Regions from separate parts of the Mus musculus genome. Here all the other regions are linked to region 1. The links are chromatin loops, found by intact Hi-C in ENCODE. Cell type or tissue: left cerebral cortex. All regions are shown on one strand.

The links. A loop is a pair of places that touch in the nucleus more often than their neighbours do. Peaks named below come from ENCODE experiments on the same cell type or tissue, not always from the same donor. Only the 100,000 strongest peaks of a DNase experiment are listed, where the experiment ranks them.
Region 2: it touches region 1 in a loop (2.1-fold over the local background); 6 of 42 quality-filtered maps call a loop at or near these places.
Region 3: it touches region 1 in a loop (2.1-fold over the local background); 5 of 42 quality-filtered maps call a loop at or near these places.

Annotation. Positions count from the first base shown.
Region 1 is chr17:86,432,407-86,440,406 of GRCm38, forward strand. All of the region lies in intron 2 of Prkce (protein kinase C, epsilon), which reads left to right. All of the region lies in intron 1 of Gm30284 (a long non-coding RNA gene), which reads right to left. Among named protein-coding and RNA genes, the nearest start is that of Gm30284, 8.6 kb to the right of the region's middle. In left cerebral cortex, no CTCF peak of the experiment used is centred here; DNase peaks (open chromatin) are centred at 1,555, 4,521, 5,682, 6,066 and 1 more place; H3K4me3 peaks cover 883 bases; H3K27ac peaks cover 3,015 bases.
Region 2 is chr17:86,362,519-86,370,518 of GRCm38, forward strand. The region is part of intron 2 of Prkce (protein kinase C, epsilon); the gene reads left to right. Among named protein-coding and RNA genes, the nearest start is that of Gm30284, 78 kb to the right of the region's middle. In left cerebral cortex, a CTCF peak has its summit at 4,389; DNase peaks (open chromatin) are centred at 2,107, 4,620 and 5,217; H3K27ac peaks cover 2,341 bases.
Region 3 is chr17:86,376,001-86,384,000 of GRCm38, forward strand. The region is part of intron 2 of Prkce (protein kinase C, epsilon); the gene reads left to right. Among named protein-coding and RNA genes, the nearest start is that of Gm30284, 65 kb to the right of the region's middle. In left cerebral cortex, a CTCF peak has its summit at 3,577; DNase peaks (open chromatin) are centred at 3,628, 7,168 and 7,426; H3K4me3 peaks cover 273 bases; H3K27ac peaks cover 1,009 bases.

The DNA.
Region 1 (8,000 bases):
ACTTGGATGAAACACCCTGCGGGGCATGTCTGGGCTCCCCAAGGCAGGCTGGACTGTGCAGAAACTATCAGATCTCTGGGGGACTCCGGGCTTATCAAGCCATGGGGCCCGGGGTGTTACTCTGAGGTTCATGGAAGCCATGAGTACCCAGGGCGAGTAGACAGACTACATACAAAAGCTGAAGGTGCTGAAGAGAGTCAGGGCACGGATTGACAGAGTGGGCCGTGGGTTTAATGGTACCCAGGTTGCTTCCTGAGTAAGTCCCTAAGCCCTTGAAGTAGAGAGAAATATCTAGAGTGTGATTCGGGGTAGCCAGGCAGAAGATTGCTTTTAAGATGTCGAGTTTCTTATTTATGGGCTTTAGCCGTTTGCTTTCTAAGGCGCTCTGTGAGCAAACAAATTGTCCTGACACTTCACCTGTTCCTTGCAAGCACCCTGCGTTTTTAATCACAGATTGTAACCAGCAAGTGTATGCTGTATATTGAGGTCTGCCCAGCTTAGCAGTGAGCCCAGGGGACAGTGTGTATAGCTGGAACTTGGGCAGTGCCTTGGTGACTCTTCCTGGTGATATAACGCCCTGACAGAGACAAGTTAAAGGAGAAGAGCTATTTTGGCTCACAGTTCAAAGGGTCACAGTTCAGAGGGTCACAGTTCAGGGTGTGGAATCCTGACCGCAGGAGCCTGAGGCAGCTACCTTGTATCCATAGTCAGGAAGCAGAGGTGATTGCTGGTGCCCAGTGAATGCTTTCCCTTTGATGCAGTCCAGGACCCAAACTCACCTGGGGGGTGGATCTTCCCTCCTCAATTGACATAACTGTGACAGTCCCTGGTAGGCATGCTCCAAGAATTGTCTCCTAGGAGACCGTTGAGCCTGTCAAGTTGATAACTGATATGAACTAGCACAGGCAGTTCATGTCTTGGCAAGGACGGTTTAGACTGAGGTCACTGGAGAACAGCTTTCTCTTTCTCATCAAGGCCTTCACACACTGTCAATCCCAGCAGGTTCCCAGCAGTGGGTGAGATTAGATGTAGCATGTTAAGGCTTTGCCATAACTGCCAGAGGCCTTTGCTGGCCCCAGTTTAGGGATAGAGCTTCAGTGGGGGGAGGGAGGCAAAACTAACTTAGGTGAAGACAATCAGGAACAGAGAATATTAGTACGATTTTTAATTGTTGTGGTGGTTTGATTGGTTGGTTTGGTTTCCTTGTTTGTTTTGTTTTGTTTTGTTTTGTTTTGTTTTGTTTTGTTTTGTTTTGTTTTGTTTTGTTTTGTTGAGACAGGAGGTTCTCTGTGTAGCTCTGTAGACCAGTCTGGCCTTGAACTCAGAGTTCTGCCTGCCTCTGCCTCCCAAGTGCACCACCACTGCCCAGTTTGGGATAGGAGTTTCTAAAGGAGTATTGTGCCAGATTCTTTTACATCCAAGGAAACTGGGGACTTTATATCTTACAGGCTTGTGTGATATAAATAACTCGAAAATTCTGAAAAAAAAATGACAAGGTTGGCAGGCATGAGTCTTCTGTCTGCTGTTCAGCAGCTGACTGCTAGGGCTTGTAATGATATGCATGGAAACTTGGCTAGCTAATTTTGAATTTTCCTTCCTCTAGGGCCCAAGCCAGGATGATAGCGTCAGGGAGGGAAGGAGGGACCCACAACGATTCAGGGCCGCCACCACGTGTAACCACCCGATTCAAGCGAGGCTAGTGAGTTGTGATTGCCCAGACAAACCTGCGAGTCGCATGCACACTCGGCTTGTACGGATCCTCTGCCCTGACAGTGGTGGTGCCTTTGCAAGTGGATGGGGACAGTCTTTGTGATGACAGTGGTGGTGGAGGTAGTGGTGTGGGTGTGGTGGTGGTGACAGTGGCAATCGTTGCCGTGAAGTTAATGGTTGTGGCGGGTATTGTAGTGTTGTGGGTTGTTGCAGTAAATATTAAGTGGGGGTTTCTATTGCACCTTAGGCCATTTAGTTGTGAAGCAGAAAACACAAAACCTTTATGTTTATAATAAGCCTTAGAGCACTAGAGCTGAGCAGATGTCAACCCTCTGCTATTTTGTCTACTTCCCTAACAATAACCCTGAGATATCATTTGCCTTGTTGCTCCTGAACCGCTCCTACTCCAACAGGCCGGCACTCACGGCCATGTGCTTATGATCCACCTGCCTCATAGTGACTCCTTCCTTCCTTCCTTCCTTCCTTCCTTCCTTCCTTCCTTCCTTCCTCCCTCCCTCCCTCCCTCCCTTCCTTCCTTCCTTCCTTCTTTCCTCTTCTTTCCTTCCTTCCTTCCTTCCTTCTCTCCTGTCTCCTTGTCTCTGTCTGAGACCCCAAGCCTGGAAACTTTCAGCCCCGCCCACCTCTCTTTTGCCTATCTATAGGCATCTTTATTATCCAATCGTGGATAACTTGGAGGGGGGGGGTTACACAACAAAAGCAGGTATACATGAGGATCTGCTCATCTTGGAGGAACCAGATCTTGCGGTTCAGAATTTAGCATTTGAATGCAAGCAGTACCAGACTAACCTCCAACAGTGGAGAGTAATGGTGGTCTTGTGGTGAAGGTAGTCTTTGTAGTAACAGGGGCCTTTTAGTGACAGTAATCTTTGTAGTGGCAGGGTGTTTGTAGTGGTGGTGGTGGTAAAGAACAGGAAGAGATCTGTGCTTACAAAGTACTGACAATTTAATACCTCTTTCATGTAGATAATCATATTTGATTTTTTTTTTTTGAGACAGAGTTTCTCTGTATAGCCCTGGCTGTACTGGAACTCACTCTGTAGACCAGGCTGGCCTCTAACTCAGAAATCCACCTGCCTCTGCCTCCTAAGTGCTGGGATTAAAGGCGTGTGCCATCACTGCCCAGTTCATATTTGATCTTAATTGTCTCTGGTTGAAAAATAGGCTAAGATCTATAAGGATTTGAACATCAGTGCCTTTTTTCCTTTATACTACTGTGTCTCTTGTCACTGTCGTAGATAACTGTTGCTGGAAGTGTTCAGGCCAAGAAGGATTTCTGTAGGGCCAAGGGGTTCTATCAGGAGAGTTTGAGTATGTGTGCTTGGGCCGAAAAGAAGCACACAGAAGAGAGATGGCTGTGGAATGTGTCTGTACACAGGGCAAGCGTGTTGGACAAAGGGAGCTAAAAATTCATTTGTGAGTTGATGAGCTTAGATGTTTTCTTTACTGTTGGAGCCCAGGAAGTTGGAGGGCTGTCAGTTACCCTTTTCACTGCTCTAACAAGACACCAATGAGCAACTTAAGAGTCAGGTCTTTGTGGCAGGGATGGTGTGGTGTGACAGAAGCCTATGACAGACCTTCTCATGTGCTAACCAAAACAGGAAGTAAAGAGCTGGGAGCAGGGACAGAGCCTGGTTTTGACCCTCAAAGCCCTGGGTTCTGTGGCTCACCTTCACTAACCAGGCCCTGCCTCTCAAGGTTCTGCCACCTCCCAAAATAGTAAATAACTGAGAGCCAAGATTGAAGAGCACATACGCTTATAGAGGAACATTGCACATGAAAGTGTAACAAGGACTGATACTCATTCACACACACACATCCCACATGCACACACACACACACACCACATGTACACACACACACACACACACAAACATACACCACATGCACACACACATACCACATACATACCACATGCATACATACATACTCGAACACACACACGACATGCACACACTCACCCCACATGCATACACACATTCACACACACACAGCACATGGGCACACCACACACACACACCACAAGCACACACCACATGCATACACCACATATCACACACACTACATACACACACACCACACACACACACATACCATGTGCACACATACAACACATGCACACACACCACATACACACCACATGCATACATACACACTCAAACACACATACCACATGCACAGACACCACACACACACACCACATGCACAGACACCACACACACACACCACATGCACAGACACACACTCACACACTATACATGCACACTCACACACACACACACACACACACACACCATGCACACACATACCATATGCACACACACACACACACACACACACACACACGCACACACACGCACGCAGACACCCCTGCACATTGCCTTGTTGGGTCAGACTCTGTGCTAGTCACCTCCACGTGCATTACCTGGTAGATTCCTCACTGCCTCCCTGGGGAGCAGGAGTTAGCTCCTCTGCTTTAAATAGTCAAAAAAGTATTGTATAAGTAGAACACCTTCCCTCAAGGTTGCACAGCAAAGAGATGAAAGTCCAGCTCTGTCTGACAAGAACCGCTGAGACTGTTTCCAGCACCGGAGGCAGAACCTGGACCTCGTGTTCACAGGCAGCACCCAGCTGTAAGTGCTAGCCCAAGGGTATGCCACCTGCCATGCCACTTCAGATCAGGGGGAAGGGCACTGGAGAAGGAAACTCATCCCCAGAACTGTGCGTCAGCAGGAAGGCAGTCTCTTGAAGAGAGCCAGTTCTCCTTCCTGCAGTAGATGGGAATTTTGTCATCTCATTCCGTAGCCAAGCCCGTAATTGCTACCTGCCGATGGATGTTGGGGAAAGGCACCACTTTATCCTTCCATTGGCTATAGGATGACTTCAGGTGGTCTGTGACGTGCCCAGGACTTTACACAGGTGCATCCTTCTGAGGAAGCAGCTGCCCACTGTGGCACCTTCACTAGAGGAACAGAGAGGGTGTCGGCCTGCCTGGGCGGTGCAAAGTGAAGAGCCCCAGTGTACTCAGGCTTGCTTGTGATGTGCCTAGAATTAGGGGAAGGCTGACTGGCTTCTGAATGTCATTTGTAGGGCTGTAAGGCCGCACCCCTAGCCATTAATCCCTTGACTGCTAAGGTCCTCTCTTCCATCCCTAAAAGCCTTTCTAGACTCTGTTCTCTAAGTACCGGGTTGTAGAGCAGTGGTTCTCAGCCTTCCTAGTGCTGTGGCCCTCTAATACAGTTCCCCAGGTTGTGGTGACCCCCAAACATAAGGTTATTTCATTACCACTTCATAACTGTAATTTTCCTACTGTTATGATTCATAGAGTAAACACTTTGGAAGATATTTGCTAAAGGGGTCATGACCCACAGGCCGAGAACTGCTGTTTTAGAAGGACTTAGGTAAAGTACGATGGCCTAAATGGTAATCTCTGTAAATTGAATGTGGGGTAAGTGGTCTGGTCCTGGGCATCGTTGAGACTCCTAGCCTTGGTGCTGCACACTGAAACAGAAAGTGAAACTTCTTTGGGTACATCATCCAGGCTCCTTGTTCGGCCCCTCCAGCTTGCAGGGTATGGCAGTGATGGAAGAGCCTTCTACTCAAAGGCTGCTAACCCTGCCCTGAGAAAGGTGATGTGTTTTCTGTGGTAGTGGAACCACTTCCCGCTCTACCAGCCTTAAACTCTGCTTCCGCTGACAGAGGCCACCTGGGGGCTTCTCCAGCAGCGCTGCGGGGCACCTGTCTCAGCTGTGATTCTGCTTCTTGGTGCCCTTTGTAGACGGAGCAGCTTTTCATAACGCTCTACGGCTCAGTTTGGAATTGTGCGTTCTCTTTGCTTTCCCCTTTTAGAAGGGTTAGATTTAGCCCTGGCACACCAAATACAAGCCCTCCCTTCATCTCCAGGGCTCTTTCCATCCACCCCTCCCCGGGCAGGCTATTTACAGACTTGTCATGATCCGCTCGTCATCCTACCACGAGGGTCAGTCCACCAGTGAAACGAAAGGAAGGAAAGGCCCCCAAGCCAGCGAATTTGGGCAGATGAGCCTTATATAACACGTGCTAAAAATATGCAGCTAATTGGACTAGAGAAGTGAAAAACATGAGTTGCGCCTTAGTCTTAGTCTGAGACACTAAGACACGATAGAGGAGCATTTCCCCCCCCCCCCTCCAAGTAAAGATGCCCACATATAAATAATCCTACTCCATGTGTACTCTCCATTTTGTACCTTTGTAGCCATGCTCAGTTCCCACTTAGTCCCCACCCCCACCCCAGGGACCATGTTTGGGCAGCAGGAACCAAGATTGAGTAAAGATGCTGGGAGCATCTGCTCCTCTTTGGGAGACAGAAAAGTGTTTAGGTGGGTGACTTAGCAGTAAGATGCTAAATAAAGGTCCTACTGTGACGCCCTCCAAAGCTCGATGCTTAGAAAACTCCAACTCTCAGGGGGTTCTTTTTACTCTGGAGATCCATCAGCGATTTGTTTTTCTTTCTGAGAATTGCATGGAACACTGTCTTCTAGTTCCATGTCTCTGCGCCTCTGTCTCCCCTCCTTCTGCATCATTCATCTTTACCCCCCTGACCTCTTGCCTCTGTCTTCTATGTGCTCAGGCCTTCCCTGTAGAACTATAGTGTACATTAGTTGCGTTTACTTCCTGCATTTCCATAGAACATCCCCCCCTGGGGGTGTGGCCTGGCTTTAGTGCACTGTGTTCCTGGATGTCCAGCCTAGTGTCTAGGCCAGGATGGCTCCAAGTACTTTGCATTTATGAACCATTCAGTAAACCAATGGGCAAACCAAAGGTTACATGCTGTCATTTCTGGAGAATACAATGTGAGCAAAGTCTACTAGTATCCTTGGCAGGCAGGTGACACTCCCAATTCAGCATATCAGTCACCCGATTGTTATGCTACGTGACAGCCCAGAAGAAAAGCGGGGACCTATGGAGTCTAAAGATAGCAGAACACCATGTCATGGGGTGAGTTAAAAGGGCTTGGCTTCTGTTTTGGTGAAACACTCGGGGTTAGAGAGTCACAGGGTGATAAGTCTGGAGGTACGCTGCTCCTGCTTGTTGGTTTAAAGATGGAGTGGGGGCAGTGACCAAAACTACACGGTTAGTGACAGATCCAGAATAGTCCCTGGTGATTCACCTTGAACATCCAATAAATCTCACAAACATAGGAATGACTCCCGAATCCAGTCCTACTCGGACCCTGTCCTGCCTGTTCCTGGTAGGACAGTGATCATATATTGCTTCGTGAAACCAGAACGTCTGCCCACACTCACGCAACTCCCAGGGAGGCTCCTGCTGTCTACCTTTTAGCACAAATGCCTCTTACAGAGTCTGAAGATGACCTCACACTTGCAGGTTGCTCATGGACCTGACTGTCTCGTGACTGATTTAGGGAGACTACCATCAGCAGATAATTCATGGCGCCTGGAAGGAATCCACTCAATGTATCTGTTGTACGGCTGGCTTTGTGTGCCTCAAAAAATCCATGGGTACAAAAGAGACAGCAGGTGAGAGATCAGAGCTGCCCCACTGGTGGTTCCTCAGGAGGTGGCTATAGGGATATTTGAGGACCTGAGGCAAGGGGATGTGTCTACGTTTCTCCTGTCCACTGCCCTGCTCTGGGTTACAGTGCCCACGGGTTTAGCTGAAGGTCGCTTACCATGCTTGTTCAGAGGCTGCTAAGCACAGAGTTGTGCTCCTGATTATCTGTGTTCTTATCTGTACCTCTCGTAACTTCCCTGGCATTGACGCCAACTCTGAGATCCCGACAGACCCCAGTTGGGGGTTGCAGAACGAAGACCAGGGACATAATACAGTTTGCCTAACATCTAGAATGCTTTAAGCTTTTTAAATTTATTTTCTAGTTTGTGTGTGTGTGTGTGTGTGTGTGTGTGTGTGTGTGTGTGTGTGAGAGAGAGAGAGAGAGAGAGAGAGAGAGAGAGAGAGAGAGAGCATAGAAGCTAGGGAGTTGCATTCCCAGAGCTAGGGTTACAAGTGGTTGTGAGCCACCCAACATAGGTACTGGGAGCCAAACTTATATCCTGTGGAAAAGCAGCAAGGACCAAAAAATACTGAGCCATCTCTCCAGCCCTGCTTTAAATCTATATGCTTAGGTGCATTCACGTTTCCCTCATTTTGATTGGTTGGTCTTTATTCCTTTTAGATAGGCTCTTATATGTTGCCCAGGCTGGCCTCAAACTCCCGAGCTCAAGTCATTCTTTTACTTACAGACACACATCCATCACTGTACGTGCTGGATT
Region 2 (8,000 bases), 70 kb before region 1:
TGTGTACATATGATCAAGCATGGGACAAGCAGTGACAGTTACCAAATAGAGAGCTGCCACCAGAAACACCACATTAGCAATGTAGTAAGCAGACCTAGCAAGGAAAAGCAGCGGCTCCGTGGAATTGAACTGCTAAGGGTCTTTCGGTACCTATGGTAATGGGCTACTGGGCCTGCCTATTTCTCCACTGTGGGAATATGGAGTCCCCACTAAGGCCCTGTGCGAGGAAACCTCTAATTTTAATATATCTCATTGTCTATTAGAGGGGTCTCTTGAGCAGTAAATGTGTAGACAGTGTTAATCCTGTAAGGAAAAGGGGGCTCCTTTTCCTTACATGTGTGATCTGTATTTATTCAGTGGGTTATTTCTCTGTCAGGGATTTCTGGAGCCGGTTGTAATCCCTAGCCAGACACAAGTCATTGTCCCTCTGTATAAGGGAACAGTCACATTTCCACCTAATTTCTTCTTTATTATTCCTAAATAATTTTTAAATAGCCCATACACATAAATGATAAACTAGACAAGAATATTTTTCTTCCTTCTCAAATTTCCTTATCCCTTCCCCAGAGATAATCACTGTTCCCAGTGATTGGTGTATCATTACAGAGACATTCTCTATATATGCACACAGACGGGTGGGAAAGCTGGGAGAGACTTGAATGTAATCTTCAGGGATTTGTTTTATTGTTTATTGTGTCTTAGGACTGAGTAGAGTGCCTGTATACATTGGGTATATGATAACTACATGTCTGTATAAATCAAATAGATTGCTGATATGGAAACATTTGACGAATCAAGTCCCAGAGAGGATCACCTGTGAGCAGCAGCTCTGTTCCCTCAACCAAGGAAGGAGAATATAGTATCTGTTATTATTGCATTTTAGGCTAGCCACGTGGCCTGAAGGAGATCACTCCAGAGCAGTGCTAGCGATTGCCATTCATTGACTCTGCTCAGGGGAGAGGTCTCAGTGGGGGAGAGCCTTACTGCTGGCTCCACTACACCTGTTCCCACCAGCAGCTGCAACACACTGTTGTGCTTCTTGTCCTGTTCTTTGCCTCCTCCTATCAGAAGAAGCCGAGCTCCTGATAGTGGGAGCATTCGTGTTACTTCTGCATGTCCAGGACCTTAGCTACTTGAGAAGAAGACGAATGGTGCTTCCAATGAGGGAAGGAGGAGTGGAATAGAAGGGAGATGTTGGTTCTCATCTGTGGGGGTGGGGCTATACAAAATCAACAGCGAGCAAGTGGCTGCCAGTGGGTCAGACCTTCTTCCCTGGCCTTCTAGTCGGTCTGTCTCTGACACTAGCAATAATGATGGCGTGTAGTGCAGAGGGATGACGTCTCTGCTACAGAAGCCATTGCCACCCCTAGTGAATTCCTTTGAAATTGTGAGGAAGTGAGTTCAAGGGAAATTATCTTCACTTTTAGGGTTTGCACACATCTCTCTCTCTCTCTCTCTCTCTCTCTCTCTCTGTGTGTGTGTGTGTGTGTGTGTGTGTGTAAGAGAGAGAGAGACAGAGAGAGACACACAGAGAGAGACACACAGAGAGACAGAGAGAGACAGAGAGACAGAGTCAGAGAGAGACAGAGAGAGACACACAGAGAGACAGAGAGAGACAGAGAGAGATTAGAATCTTTATTTTAGTTCCTACTTTACAGTGAGCTAATCTTATGGTTTACCAATACATACAACAAGTATATACTGAGCTGAGCTCGGTGCCTCACACCTTTAACCCCAGTGCTGGCCAGGCAGAAGCAGACACATATTTGTGAGTTCAAGGTCAGCCTGTTCTACAGAACAAGACTTGGCCATCCAAGCCTAGATACTGAAACCCTGTCTCAAACAAAACAAAACAATTGTATACTCTGACTCCACCGTCTGCTGGGCACCGGCGAAAAAGGCAGAGGTCTGGAGAATGTCTAGCAACAAGCCCCGTAGTCTCTTTGGTTCCAGGTGGTCTTCTCGCTGCACAGGGTGAGGATGTGCTGTGTAGTTTTTTCCTGTGCCTTTAAGCTCTCCCTCCTGGAGAAAGGAAGGAGGTTCACGTGACTCTAGAGCGGAGATTATTATTTATATCCAAAGAGATCTGTCATGTAGCTTTCCTCCTTACATCTAGACGAAACGAGGCTTAAGGAGTTTAAAGCTGAATCCGTCAGAGATGCTATGAAAACACAGATACCGACTCAGTGGGCCCTGGGTTGGGGCTGGTGGTTCCATGTGGCTGATCAGCTCCAGGAGATGCCGTGTTGCTGGTCACCAGAACACACTTTTGAATAGCAAGAGACGGTAGTCCCTAGGGTCCCTTGCAAACCATGCTCAGCAGATAGCAGTTGTAACTGGAAATTTCCCAGCTCCTTTCCTCCTCACCCCCCAAGAGTTCGCCCCAAAACCCACCCTGTGGGTGCATCTTTTTCTAGTCTCAGTTCCTCCTCCCTGGGGAGGGGACTCCGCCAGGATCCACCAGCAGGTCACTTGACTTCAGCAGCCTGCTGAAGAGCAGAGTGGGCCGGCAGTAGCTGTGTTCTCCAGAGCAAGGACAAGAGCCAGTTTATAGCCAGAAAACAAAGCCCTGCAATGGCCTTCTGGGACCCACTCATCAGGATATTGGATTTTTTTGGTTTTGTGATTGTTTTTCTATAAATACCCCCAAGTATTGAGTGCTGCTTGAATTTGATCCCACCGTGCACTTTTTCTCCTGGTTCCTGCGGCTTTCATTAAAGAAACGCACCAAACCTTACCTCCGTGTGTCCCTTCTCTGATAAGCAGGCGATACTGCTTTTCATGAAAAGAGAAAGTTCTGGATCAGGGGCAGAGCACACAGTAGGGGCATAATTTTTACTTGTTCGTTAAACGGATGTGTGACTAAATGAAAGTAAGAGGCAAGAGTGTCACCTTTAAAGGAAACGATTGGGATAGATAAGGCGTGTGACTGACTTTGCTTTGGATAATAGTTGTTTCGCGTTCCAGTGTACAAGCCGTCTCACGGGTGGGTGTGGACAGAGCATTTAAGCTGGCTTGCGGGGCCAGGTACTTATTAGTGGGACTCGAGGCTACCTCACTGCCTCCCCAGTTACAATACCCTGGCCCTCCCTGCTCATTCAGTTCCTCCTCTAATCTTTTAAACCTCAGTGAGTTTATAAGTTTGCCTCCTCCTGGGAGTCTTCCCACACTGTCAGATCCCACTCATGCCTGCTGGTCCTTAGCCCCATATTTTCCCCCAGGCATTCTTTACACGTATGTCCTCATCTATTTTTATTGTTTGTATTCTGAGGAAAGTTCGGGTGAGGCCCTGTCTAGTCCAGAAGCCGCAGCCGCACACCCTGCACCAGTCTTTTAAAGGCTGAGTAGGTAAAATAATGGGGAAGAGAGAAAGGAATTCGCCTTAGCTTTTCAGGGTAGTTATGTTCCCTGAAACCTTAAGAAAAAAGAGGAAATGTTAAAACTTAGTGTTGAAGCCAGGTGCAATGACTAATCAATCAATCACTGCTGCTGAAGATCATAAGTTCAAGGCCAGCCTGGGCTGGCCCGGGAAATGCAGTCTCAAAATGACAAAAAAAAAAAGGCTTGAATGTTATTCTTAAAGACCCATGTTTGAATGCCTCCATGTTGCGCCAGCCCCTCCTGTGAAGACTCCTGTGAGTAGAGTAAATGTCTCCCAAAGACTCACTGTTGTGCCTCAAACTCTATCACATGGCTATGATATGATATTGAGCTTGCTAAAGAGTAGTCCTTTGCGTGCATTGATGCCCAGATCCCAGGAGAAAGAAAAATGGCGACCGACACTGCCATCTCTTCGCCTTCTGTCCTGATTGTTCATGTGTGCCAGGAGGCAAGGACCTTTTCTTCTCTAACTCAGGAAACGCTTGCCTAGAAGCCATGCTCGTGAGAAGAAACCTGGGTTGCCTCCAGAGTAGGTTGTATTTTAGGGAGCAGTAAGATTCTCAACTAGGTGGTGATGGATTGCCCCAAATGGACAAACCACAAGATTACCTACAGGAGGTGGGATTCCCGGCTCTTCATGCACAGTGAGAACCTAAGTCCCCAAAGCAAACATCTGTAGAAGCTCAACCTTGTCCTTCAGGCATAGCAGCCATTGTCATCTCTGTCAAAAGTAGCTGTGACTTCTCAGGAATGACCCTCGGGACGTGGTCTATTGACATCCCCTCAGGGAAGGAGGGCAAGGGAAGGGCAGTTAGACCCTCACCTGAGAGATAAGGGATGTCCTCTAGCATTCCATCTGCTTGTAACTCTGCCCTAATTGCAGCAGCCTTTGTGGAGTAGTAGAGGCTTCACTGACAGGGGACTCCATCTGTGCAGCTATGGGTGGGGGGGAGAGGGGGTTTGAGTGTTCAGTGCTGTGACTGCCACCAGGGTGCCACACTCCTGTAAGCAACTTACTCTAAGTTAAGTTCTCTAAGTAAGCCAATGAACTCATTGATTCACCAGACGGGACCCTGATGGAACCATGCCGTGATCTGTCATGGACACCCTATGCAGGGCGAGGAGTCCCTTGTTTGAATCTCCCCAGGAAAAAGTTCACGCAACAGCAGCCAAGAAGCCAAGCCTGGCAGGTGGCGGCTGGATTCAACCTCCGTGTGCAGGAGGAGCCCGCAGCGGCTTTGTAAAGAGGCAGCACTCCAAGTCTGCACATGATGCTTCTAAAAATACATCTGAAAGCCAGAGGAATAGAAGTTGAATAATTGAGTTAAATGCTGTGATGCAGGATTTCATTACCGGAGAGCTAAAACGCATTAAAATCCTCTCATTATGTCTCATTGTTTGGACACACTCTTTGGTAGTATCTCCAATATTTTGCGCTTTTAAAAATGCATATATATATATTTTTCTTACTTAATCATGTTGGGGAACACGCCAACCTGCTTAGATGCTGAGGGTCCAGTGAGAGTACAGGTTTTCTGGTTTGTTCCTATTGGCCTTGATGTTTCAAAGTACATGGTATCTATCTTTTCATTGTGAGGAGAACAGTCACTTTTTCTCTTCCTGTTTTTATTTTTATTCTTTTTTTTTAAGAAAAAAGATATGAAGCAATGCAGTATTTCTGTAGGTGCACAACCACTTATATTCTAAGCCATGCTAAGTCTGCCTCCGTTGACCCTGCCATAATGGCGTGTCTCAGGCTGTGTAGGATCCAGCCATCCTTAGGATATATTTGTTATGGGAGTTAAGGAATGGCTGCTGTCCAAGTGAGACAGCTAGGCTGTGGAGGGCTTACAGATGCTTGGCAGGTAAAAGCCGGCTGTGGAAGGTCCCTGCCTGTTCACAGTTGGGTGTACATTTGGCCCGTGCCACTGTTTGAAGGTTAAATGGATGAAAGTCAAGAATTGCCTTCCATCGGTGGGTTTGGGGTCACTGGGGTTGCTGTCACAGCCTCCGGGACTTGGAAGACAGACTTCGCCTGCTTAATTACAGGCGTCCTTCCAGCGGCTTGACCTCTTCCTGCCTGTAATTATATAGCTCAGGAAGCCACTCCACTGCCAGGTTAACCAGAAGCACCTAGCTCTGCCTGCAAAAATTTTCTCTTTTTAAAAATTTTGAACCTTTAGATATTTAAATCAAACCAGGACCCTTTAAATAAATTAAAAAAAAAAAAAACCCTTCCTGCAGCCTGCGGGCACCTTTGCTTTAGAAAACTAACAATCGAACAAAGATTTTTTTGTAGTTCTTACGTTTGTCCCTACCTCGAGGGCCTTGCCCCGCCCCCCTCTTTGTACGATTTTAATTCTGACAATACACGATGTCTCACATATCATGTGTGTGCAAGATCCAGTTTAGGAATAGCCTACGGCCCACTGTTTTACATCCCCCCCTGCTCACCTGCATTTGTGTTCATTCTTTTCTTGCAGTAATTTATGGTTTTACCTGCTCATGCACATATATTCTTAAACAATGAGTTATTTGCTTTGAACCTCATTTAAATACTTGGCATCAGTGCTTTGTAATTTGTTTAACAGCACACCTTCCAGTCTCATCCTCCTTGGAGTGTGCAGTGATGGTTGGCTAGGTTTTGTTTCTGTATGTTATTATATGATGAATTATGTCAAATTCATTCACGTAGTCTTTCCTTTCTGGCCCTCTTAAGATTTTCCTGTTAAGGACAGTGCTGTATTTGGGCACACTTGAGCATAACTGCAGTTTCTTTAGGTTACTTACCAGGGGGCTGACTTGGCGACTCTTAGATATATGTATTCCTTGGCAAAATGTTTTTATACCAATGGCTGCTACTGGCAGATGGATTTACAGTAACTATTTGCTTTATATCTTCTTGATAGTTAGTTATACAATTAAAATATTATTTAGTTTATAGAAGTATTTTGTCTGCATATATGTCATATATCATGTGTCATGTGCATACCTAGCACCTGTAGAGGCCAGAAGACGGCACTGGGCCTCCTAGACTTACAGATGGTCATGAGCCACCATGTGGGTCCTGGGAATTGAACCCATGTCCTCTGGGAGAGCAGCCAGTGCTCTGAACCACTAAGTCATCTGTATTATCAGATTTTAAAACTATCAGCCCTGTGTTATCAGATTTTAAAATTAACATTGTAGTTTTAATTTTTATTATTTTTTATACGTAAATGAATTTTATTTTGGTCAAGTTCACCCTTCTCTTCCCTTCCAACTCCTCCCATATCCCTCTCACTGTCTTTTCCCAGATTCACATCACACACACATACACACTACACACACACACACATGTACACACAAGTTAGTGTTACCCGCATGTATGATGATATAAGGCTGTAGCATGAGGTCCCACCACTGAAGGAAACTAGCAACTTTCTCTTGCCTGGCAGCTGTCAAGTGTGTGCAGGTTTTCAGCTAGGGCTGATGCCTTGTGAGCCCTCCATCATCATCATCCACACTGGTATATTGGTTGGACTGACCTTGTGCGAGTCGTGTGTAGGCACCACTGCTGTTGAGAGCTGATGAGCACAGCTGCCTGTCCTGTCCAGAAGACGCCCTTTCTTTTCTAGCTGTCCTCCTGAGCTCATTCGGTTTTGCTGTGGTCCCTCATGGCATTTCCTCAGTCAATGGCTGGGAATGTGATATAGATGATGCTTTGGGGATGAACACATTCTTGTCACTTGTTTGATCATTTGTGTTCCTCTGTGTAAACCTCTGTCCATCAGCCTCTCTGCTAAAGGATAGAGCTGGACCAATCTATGGGTATGAGGTTAAGTATCTGTAAGGTACTCAGATATCAATTCAGCAGAATGATAGTAGAGTCCATGACCTGTCTAGCCATGGATTCTCAGTTGACAGTACCAGGCACGAGTTTCCTCTGTTGAGCAGACCTTAAATCTAGTCAGATAGCTGTTGGATGCCCTACCCCAGCCCGAGACGTCTGTGCTACTATTACTCCAGTGGGCATAGTTTGCCAGGTGAGTAGTAGTTCAGAGGGTTCACAGTGGGGTAAGGCTGCTGGCACCTTACCCGGAGGTCCCAGCCACCCACATAGACCTTTGCAGTCTTCTAGATAATGCCATAATGATTTCTCCAAGCTCTGTGTCCAAAGTGTAAATATAGTGTCTTCAGCAATAGCCTCTTCCCCTCAAGTTCTGGTGGACAACCAGGTCCAGCAGGAATAATCTGTATGGTTAAGGGGATCTCTTGGACACCTCTGATCAATAGCTTCAAGGGAGATGTCCTGTGTCTGCATCTGAGCTTCCTGTTTGATACTCAGTGGTTCCCTGCGAGGAGCTTTCTACGCCTATGCAGAAGAACCTCTGTTCTCCAGTGTCATTTTAATAGGTCACATCTGGTGATTAGTGATACTGAGAGCCCGCAGAAGCCTGCAGGTTTGGGTCCTTGCCTCACAAACGCCTGTTCACTCCTCTCGTGTATGTTTATGTCTGCTTCTCACTGTTCTGGGTGTAGTTCTGGGAGCCACCAATGCCTTGCCCTGGCTTGTGGCTAACGGGTTCATTCTCTCTGTGGCCATCTGATACACAGACATTCAAAGTATGAAGCTCGGG
Region 3 (8,000 bases), 56 kb before region 1:
CTTTGGTGGAGCCTTTTTCCTGCAGGAGCCGGCAGGCTGGGGGCCCTGGGCTTCTCGTGCATTGCTGCAGATCTCCAGGCTCCTTTGCCTGGGAGTTTCTCTGCTAGCCAGTGCTGTGAAGGACATCACATCCACAGGGAGGACAGGACAGGAGGGTGCCCCTGAAACTGCACGGAGGTGCTGTGAAGGACATCACATCCACAGGGAGGACAGGACGGGAGGGTGCCCCTGAAACTGCACGGAGGTGCTGTGAAGGACATCACATCCACAGGGAGGACAGGACAGGAGGGTGCCCCTGAAACTGCACGGAGGCCCATCTCTCCTTTCATTTGGACCTGACCTCTGTACCTCAGCGCTGTGGGTTTCTCCAAGTACCGTGTTCATTAGCTTTACAACGGAAGGCTTTGTAGGTGCATATTCGAGTGCTGGGTGGGGCAGCTGAGCACTAGAGCATGGCAGGTGTTTGGTTCCCTACACAAGCAGTGGACCCTCTTTTCTTGAGGGGGGCATGTGATAATCAGGAGCCCCGTGTCGGGGTCTTACCCCTGTGTGCCTTGCAGTTCTAACCAAATACCCAATGTACGAACTTGAAAGGGGGAAGTGCTTTGCTCAGTTTCCGGAATTACACTGCATCATACCAGGAGGGCATGGCAGAGACACACACAGCATGATAGATGAGAAACAGAGCAGAACACTCTTAGGAGTAAGCCAGAGTTAGACCTGCTAATGCTTCCAGCATGCTCCTCCCTCTGACCTTCCTGCAGCCAGACCCACCCCCCTCAACCCCCCTTTGCTGGTTCTCCCACCTCACACAGTCCATCAGTGGGTTAAGCCATCAACTATGTCAGAGCCCTCAGGTTCTAGTCCCCTTTGGAAACAGCCTCACAGACAAGCTTGGGGTGGACTTTACAAACCAAGGCCCATCTCATCTCCTCATGTTGACAACAGAGACCATCAAACTGTCCCATCTGCCTTCTGAAGGACAGATATTTAGGACACTCCCCAGCTCACTGTTGTTTCTGGGGCTCTTGATACCACCTCAGTTAGAGGGAGGTCGCTTTAGGGGTTGCCAGTATATTCTATCTGTATGAACAATGCTTGCCCAACTTGCATGCACACTGTCTTCAACTCTTACTCGGGTCGGGTCCACTGTAAACCGTGGTCGGCTTCAACTACCCAAGTTCCTGTGTCCAAGCTGGAGGGGGCTTCTCAGTGCATGTGGGGATGGTCAAGGGAGACCCCCCCCATGCCTATTAGGAGCATTTATCTGGAGCTTCTGGGGCTTTTAAGGATTCTCTTGGAAATTCTAGAGCCCAGCTTGGCGGCAGACTGCCCGTCCTTCTCAAACACCAGACTCTCCTTTCCTGTTGAGAAACAAAATAGCACTTGGCAGTCGTGGCGCGTCCCTTCAATCCCAACAATCTTGAGGGGCGGAGACAGGAGAATCTCTGAGTTCAAGGCCAGCCTGGTCTACAGAGTGAGTTCCGGGACAGCCAGGGTTGCACAGGAAAACCCTGTCTCAAAAAAACAAAAAAGAGACGGAGGGAGAAAGGGAGGGAGAGAGGAGAGAGGAAGAGAGAGAGGAAGAGAGAGCGAGAGCACGTACTTCCTAAGTGAATTAGTTGTTCTTGGGCACCCTAGTAATCGATGCAATGAATCTACAGTGAGTATGCTTGATTACTTACGAAGAGCTCTGTCTCCCGGCCCCTGAAATTCTGCATTTTAAAGAACTGGTAGAATCTTTAGCTCTGTGGCCTTGGGTCTATGGTCCTGTGGACAAGGATTAAAAGAGAGGTTTTCAGAGTTGATGATCCAAGTTCCATAACTGAGTCTAAACCGATACAACTCTTTGATCAAACCCTTCCTAGAGCATTTGACTAAATACCTCAACTATAAAAACCATCCAGAGTAACTCCAGTTCGCTAACAGCTTTAGCCTGATGCAGCTGGCGCTGAATGTTAGGCGCCTTCGTTCTTGTCATTATGACCAAGTTACAGTGAATGCCAGCTCTGCATGTCCTCAGGGGAAAGAGGATTGGCTGTGAGAGCCACACATGTGGGCCTCTTCAGACCGTTTTGAGGGTCTGCGTGCCATACTGCTAATTGCTGCTAATAGCTATGAAACCCACACACTGCTGCCAGTTATAGCTTAACAGCCTTCCCCCCCCGCCCCCCCTCGGCTCACATTTATTAAACACTTACTTTGTGACAGACCCTGGGCGGAGCCCTTTCTCATAGTCACACCACATAAGGTAAGGACATTCACTTCTCGGCTGACCTGAATGAAGAGATGTTGAAGCACTCACATGAGCATGCTTAGTAACCGCGCTACTAAGCACAGTTCTACACTCGGGCAGTCTCTCTGTGGTCCATTTTGGTCTTCTCTGGAGGGTCCTTAACCATGAGACCAGGTATTTGGACCTGCTGTGAGCTTCAGGCACATGGCACCTGCTTCAGAAGGACTCAGCCTACCTGAAATTTTTCTTATAAGATTATTGGAGGCTTACTCTACTCTACTGCGCCTGGGAAGCAGGCCAGGGGTAGATGGGTGGCTGTGGGCAGGATGGGTGGCCAGGCTGCTGAAAAAGCACTGAGGTGGGGAGAAAAGAAGTGGTCCCCAGGACACGGTCTGCCTGTTGTTCCAAGAAGAATGGTCCTGTGGCATCTCAGTCAGCCGCGAGCGTCACGCATTGGTATGTCTGAGCGCCCTGAGATGTCCATGTCTTGAAAACATAACTGAATGAAGCCACTTCCTCTTCTCTTATGTACACATTTCAACATCAACTATTTGATTCGAGCAGCTAAATTCCTCTTAAATAAGAAAATGTCCACATCCCCTCTTGAGGGGGCGGGGTGGAATCTTCATTTCCCTTCTCAGTCATGCAGATCAGTGTTTGTTCCTGCCCCGGGTTTAGGATCCTGGGACCAGGTCTGACACAGAGCAGGCGTGTATGTGCCCAGGGTGCAGCTTCTGGACCCACCCACCCTTGGTTCATGTGCGTCCAGCATCCGTCGGCTTTGGCCCTGTCACTTTGGGAGGTTTCTTCAGCCGTTCTAAACCCAAGGTGGTGTGCTTTTCTCTCCTTGGCTTGTAGTGACTCAGTGAGGTGAGCAAAGTTTGGGTACTTGGTCCTTGGTGTGGGGTGGACCCCAGGTTTTTTTTTTTTATGAGAATAGGAGCGGCAACTCCTGGAAGTAAGTCTTTGTGTACAGTGTATTGCCTGGTCCTCTAGGCTGTTGTTAAAGACACTTCTTAAAGTCAGGCCTGCCAAAGAACCACACTACCAATATCCCATCCTATGGTTTCCTAAGAAAGGACAAAACAGGTGGTTAGTTAGCCCCCCATGGGAAGCCTCCTTACTAGGGAGCCTGAGCCTGGCCTACCTCTGTCCTCCTCCAGGAGCCACTCATTTGTGTGCGGCCATAGTTTAAGGAACATTTCCTGTCCTCCCTGCTGGGGACGAATCACAGGGCGAGGAGAGTCACAAAATGCAAGTGCAGCTGTGGCCCAGGCGGCTCTTCAGAAATAGCATTTGAATGGATAAAGCCTTTTACCTGTTGGAGATTAAATGTCCTTGGAAACCCGCGGTTAGATAATCTAGCGCTGAGAGAAAAACACTATAAATAATTGCTCTGTTGTTCCGTGCTGCTTCGCTTGATGGGAGTGAAAGCCTGCTTCTCCCGCAGCAGAAGCAATAGAAAACATCTTAGAGGAGGAGCCGGGGCTGTGTGCCTCCTCCAGAGCCCATGATTTAGAGGCATCTCTCCGTGGGAGATTAAATAGGATTCAGGTAAACAGCTGAAGGGTTTCATGGGATTAAGCTTTAAAAACACCTTCCTAGGGGGACATTCTCCCTCGTAGAGACACGGAGCAGAAGCAGCTCCCCCTCTCCAAGCCAGGTCAGTGATGAGGGTTTAAGGGATTAGAAGGGGACTTCCCAGCAGCAGTCAGTCTCCAGGGAGCTCAGGGGAGAAGCCGACCTCTTCCCCATCAACTGGACCTTCCTCCCCCAGGCCACCTGAGGGCCTTGGACCACCCAGAGCAGGCCCTGCTTCCCTCTGTCGTTTATCTGCTTTGTAGACAGCAAGGATAAGCACAGACCAAGCTCTTCCCCTGAGAAATACCAAAGACGGATCTTACTTGGTAGGGGAGGAAAAATGAAGAAAAAAAAAAGGTGGGGCAGAGAGTGAGTGAAGTGGGTAGTGGGGGAGGGAGGTGAGTTAGGAAAATCTGGAGGTGGTGAAGTTAATCATGCAGGTGTGAAAGACAGCTCGGACAGAGAAGACAGGAGTGCAAAGGCCCTGCACATGAGAAAGCCAGCGTGGGCCAAGAAGGAGAAGAATCTAGGGCAGGAGCAGAGAGCCAGCTCAGTGGGACACTGAGTACCATCACACTGAGGGTCACACTGAGGATCTGGCCTTGACCCCAAGGAAAGGTGGGAGCCACAGTTGGGCTCTGGGCAGAGGGATGGCCTGACCTGAGGTCTGATGTGGCCTTTCTGGCTTCATTGTTAAGAACGGATAGTAAGAAACAGTGACAGTACAAGGGAGGAACGGAGGACCAAGAGCTGAGCCACGCTGTGATGACAGCAGCCAGATCAGGGTGGTAGAAGAAGTAGACTTTGGATATTTTGAGTCATGTACAGTCAGAGTGTGTTGACATGCCGTAAGTGGATTGGGGGACGTAGGGAAGAGTCGGCGATGACCCCAAAGGGCTTCTTCCTAGCAACCAGAAGGACGGGATCATGATGACACATGGCAAGGACTTCAAGAGCATAGGGTCGATTTTTTAGTTCCATTTTGAACTTGTCTAACTTGATGTCTAGGTGATCTTGGGCATGTTCTGTGTCGGAGCTGGTAGTTCACGGTGGAAATGCTGAGGACTCATAAGGGCACGGGTCGTCTGTGGTGCTGTGAGTCTGGAGAGGAAGCTCAATGTCTGGGAGCTGGGGGTAGTTTTAGGAACATCATCCTGCTAGCCCACCATCTTCTAAAAGGGAAATTCAAGTTTATGGAAGTAGGATCAGACTCTTCAATGAATTAGAACCCAGCTCTGCCAATGTTCACCCAGACATCCCATTTTTATTTTGCTGTTTATTAACAAGACAAGGCCTTCCGTGTAGCTCAGGCTAGCCCCGAAACTGCTACCTTCTGTGGAACCTTCTGTGGAATGCTGGCATTACAGACATGAGACACCACACTCAGATCCGGACATTCTTCTTCATAGTTTTATAATGCTGTAAAATGGGTACAGTCCCCTGGGACTCACACGATGATTCAACTGCCTTATTGTGCTTCCTCGGCTCCAGCTCCACTTCCAAATGCCACTCAAGAATGCTGTGGACGTTGGGCAGTCTGCTGCTCGTTAGTAAAAAAGGCAAGAGGAGAAACTGAAGCACTTAGAAATGTTTATGGCCATTTGCCACAGCCACAGTGCCCAAGGGCAACAATGGTTAGATTCATCTTGATGAGCAACGTAAGGAAAAATAGCTATGATGGTTGTCGCATAGGTGGCTCACCTATGGCGTGAGATACGCATGAAAGGTGCAGGCGACTGTGTAGGAGGATCATGCAAACACAGGTCCATTACAACAGACAGCTTGAGAGGCACTGCAGCGTGATGCCCCTGAGGTTAGCCCTCGGGAATCCCTGTCTCCCCCTGAGACTGGAAGCTTCGTTTTGCTCATGTGAGCCCTCGTCATTCTGGGCCAGCCTTCTTCCCCCTTCCACCTGGAGGCTGGGACTCCCCTCCCATGAGACACCCTCCATTTCCTCTTTGAGAGTTATTTTCCCAATCACTCCAGGCTATAAACTCTAGGGCCTATCTGGGGGATTGTAGCTCAGTGATGGAGCATTTGACTAGGATGCATGAGGTTCTAGACTCAATCCCTGCTAGCATGTTCCCCCACCCCAGTGCAGAAATAAATAAAAAATGAAGAATGTGGACTAGAATTGCTTAGCAGGTGATCAAGAACTCCAAAATGTGAGTCTCTCATCCAGGCCTTGTGGGTCGCCAAGATTTATTTTGCATTTTGTTTCAGTTGGACTCAGAGCTGTCCTATAAGGGAGTTTTGTAGGGCAGAGATGTTGGACAAATACCATTGCCACACTGCTGTCAATCATCTGTCACTGTGAAATGGACCAATGTTCCCCAGTTCATGGTATGGTTGGGTGGTTTGGTGAGCTGGTGATTCGCACCCAGCAGAGGATTTGGTATGGAAGCCTGAGCAAAACAGCTCTGTAAAAGCCACACCATGCAGGCGACTTCCACTTCTGAATCCAGACTTGCTCCCAACCTACAGCTCTCAACTCCTTCAGAGACTTGTGGCAGTCTCTTTCTCTCAACCATCTTTTTAGTCAGCGTGCAGGATCTCAAGTGACTGGACCCACGTCCACTGTTTCCACCAACCTCCTGGAAAGTTTCATTCTTTGCTGGTGGTAAGAGGGGGGCTGCCCTAGGGCTCCTGTAATTATTTGGTGTGCCCCAAACATGCCTGTCTCCTAACCTCCCACCCTGCCATCCACATGGCCAAAGATGGAAGCAGTGCAGTTGGAAAGAGCTGCTAGTTCCTATGTACATCCTGTGGTGTGTGAGCCATGCTTCCCAAGGCTGTTCACTCAGCTGGCCACTTGCCTCTCAGCAGTTACCAGTTGCTTCTCTCTCCAGACTCCCTACTTCCTTCCTGTTCTCTCTCTCTCTCTCTCTCTCTCTCTCTCTCTCTCTCTCTTTTGTCTCTCTCTCTCTGTGTCTCTCTGTCTCTCTCTCTCTGTCTTTCTCTGTCTCTCTCTGTCTCTGTCTCTCTCTCTGTCTCTCTCTCTCCTTCTCTGCCTTGGATCATAGGAAGAATAATATGACAAGTGTGAATAGAGGTGTAGCCTTAGGGTGAGTCAAATATTTAACTCAGGTGCAGCCCGGGTCTTTTTTTTTTTTTTTTTTTTAATTAAAATACCATTTAACCCGCCCCCCCCCCCATTCCTTTCAGGATTTAAATTCCTACTGATTAACTACAGCTGGTGGCTTGTAGCTCCAGCAAGATGCATACATACCACTGTTTACAGAGAGGATTCTGTAAACTTTCTGCCTGCTGCTAGCACTAGGTCTCAGATTTCAAAATATGCCACTAAACAGATGGTGGGGGAGAGAGAGAGATACTTGGGAGTGAAATGTCTCCTTCTCTTTGTTTGTGGCTTATTTTTATTTGTGGGTGTAGCTTATGTCTGGTTGGCTCTCATTTATACCAGGTAAGAATATCCTGTCTTGTTTTAGAAGAACACCTTTTTAATTATGAGAGGAGTATATATGTCTGTGTAAAACTGCCACAAGTTGTATACATGCATACAGAACTTCAGATGGGTGCACCTGTCTCCACGGGTCCCTTCAGCTGCTGCAGGAGTGACAGCGAAGACGATGTGGATTCTGGGAACTGGTGGGCATTTTAGGTGGCTCTTCCAGCTGAGCCTCAGAGCAGGAAAAGTAAGGCGCTGTCTGCAAAAAGAGAGAATCAAATACAAACTTCTTTTCACTAGGAGAGGCGATTCATCTGTTGAGTTCAAGATTCAACCATCAACATCACAGGACTCCAAAGCTTCTCTAATCTATCTTAGCATTTCATGTATTGAATCCAGTTTTTAGGATGCAGAGCCATCCCGAGTCCTTCTAGCTGACACCCAGTTCTGATGCTGCCTATTGTGGATGACCTTGAAACCCAGGTCTGGAGCCCTCAGCAGAAAGGAGAGCTCATGGCAGACAACTTATATTATATTTCCAGTCCTCCTGACAGTGGTTTGCATTTCCAGGAAGAGGAGTTACGTCGAAAAAGGGTCAACTTGGGGCCAGAGATATGGCAGGGTGGGAGGAGCACTCACTGGGCAAATGTGACTTAGCAGGGTTTAGATCTATGACACCTGCATTAATTCAGGCAAGCTGCGGCCTGCCGGTCATCACCACCCTCAGGACGCAGAGACAAGCGATCTCCCAAGCAAGCTGGCTAGCTAGACTAG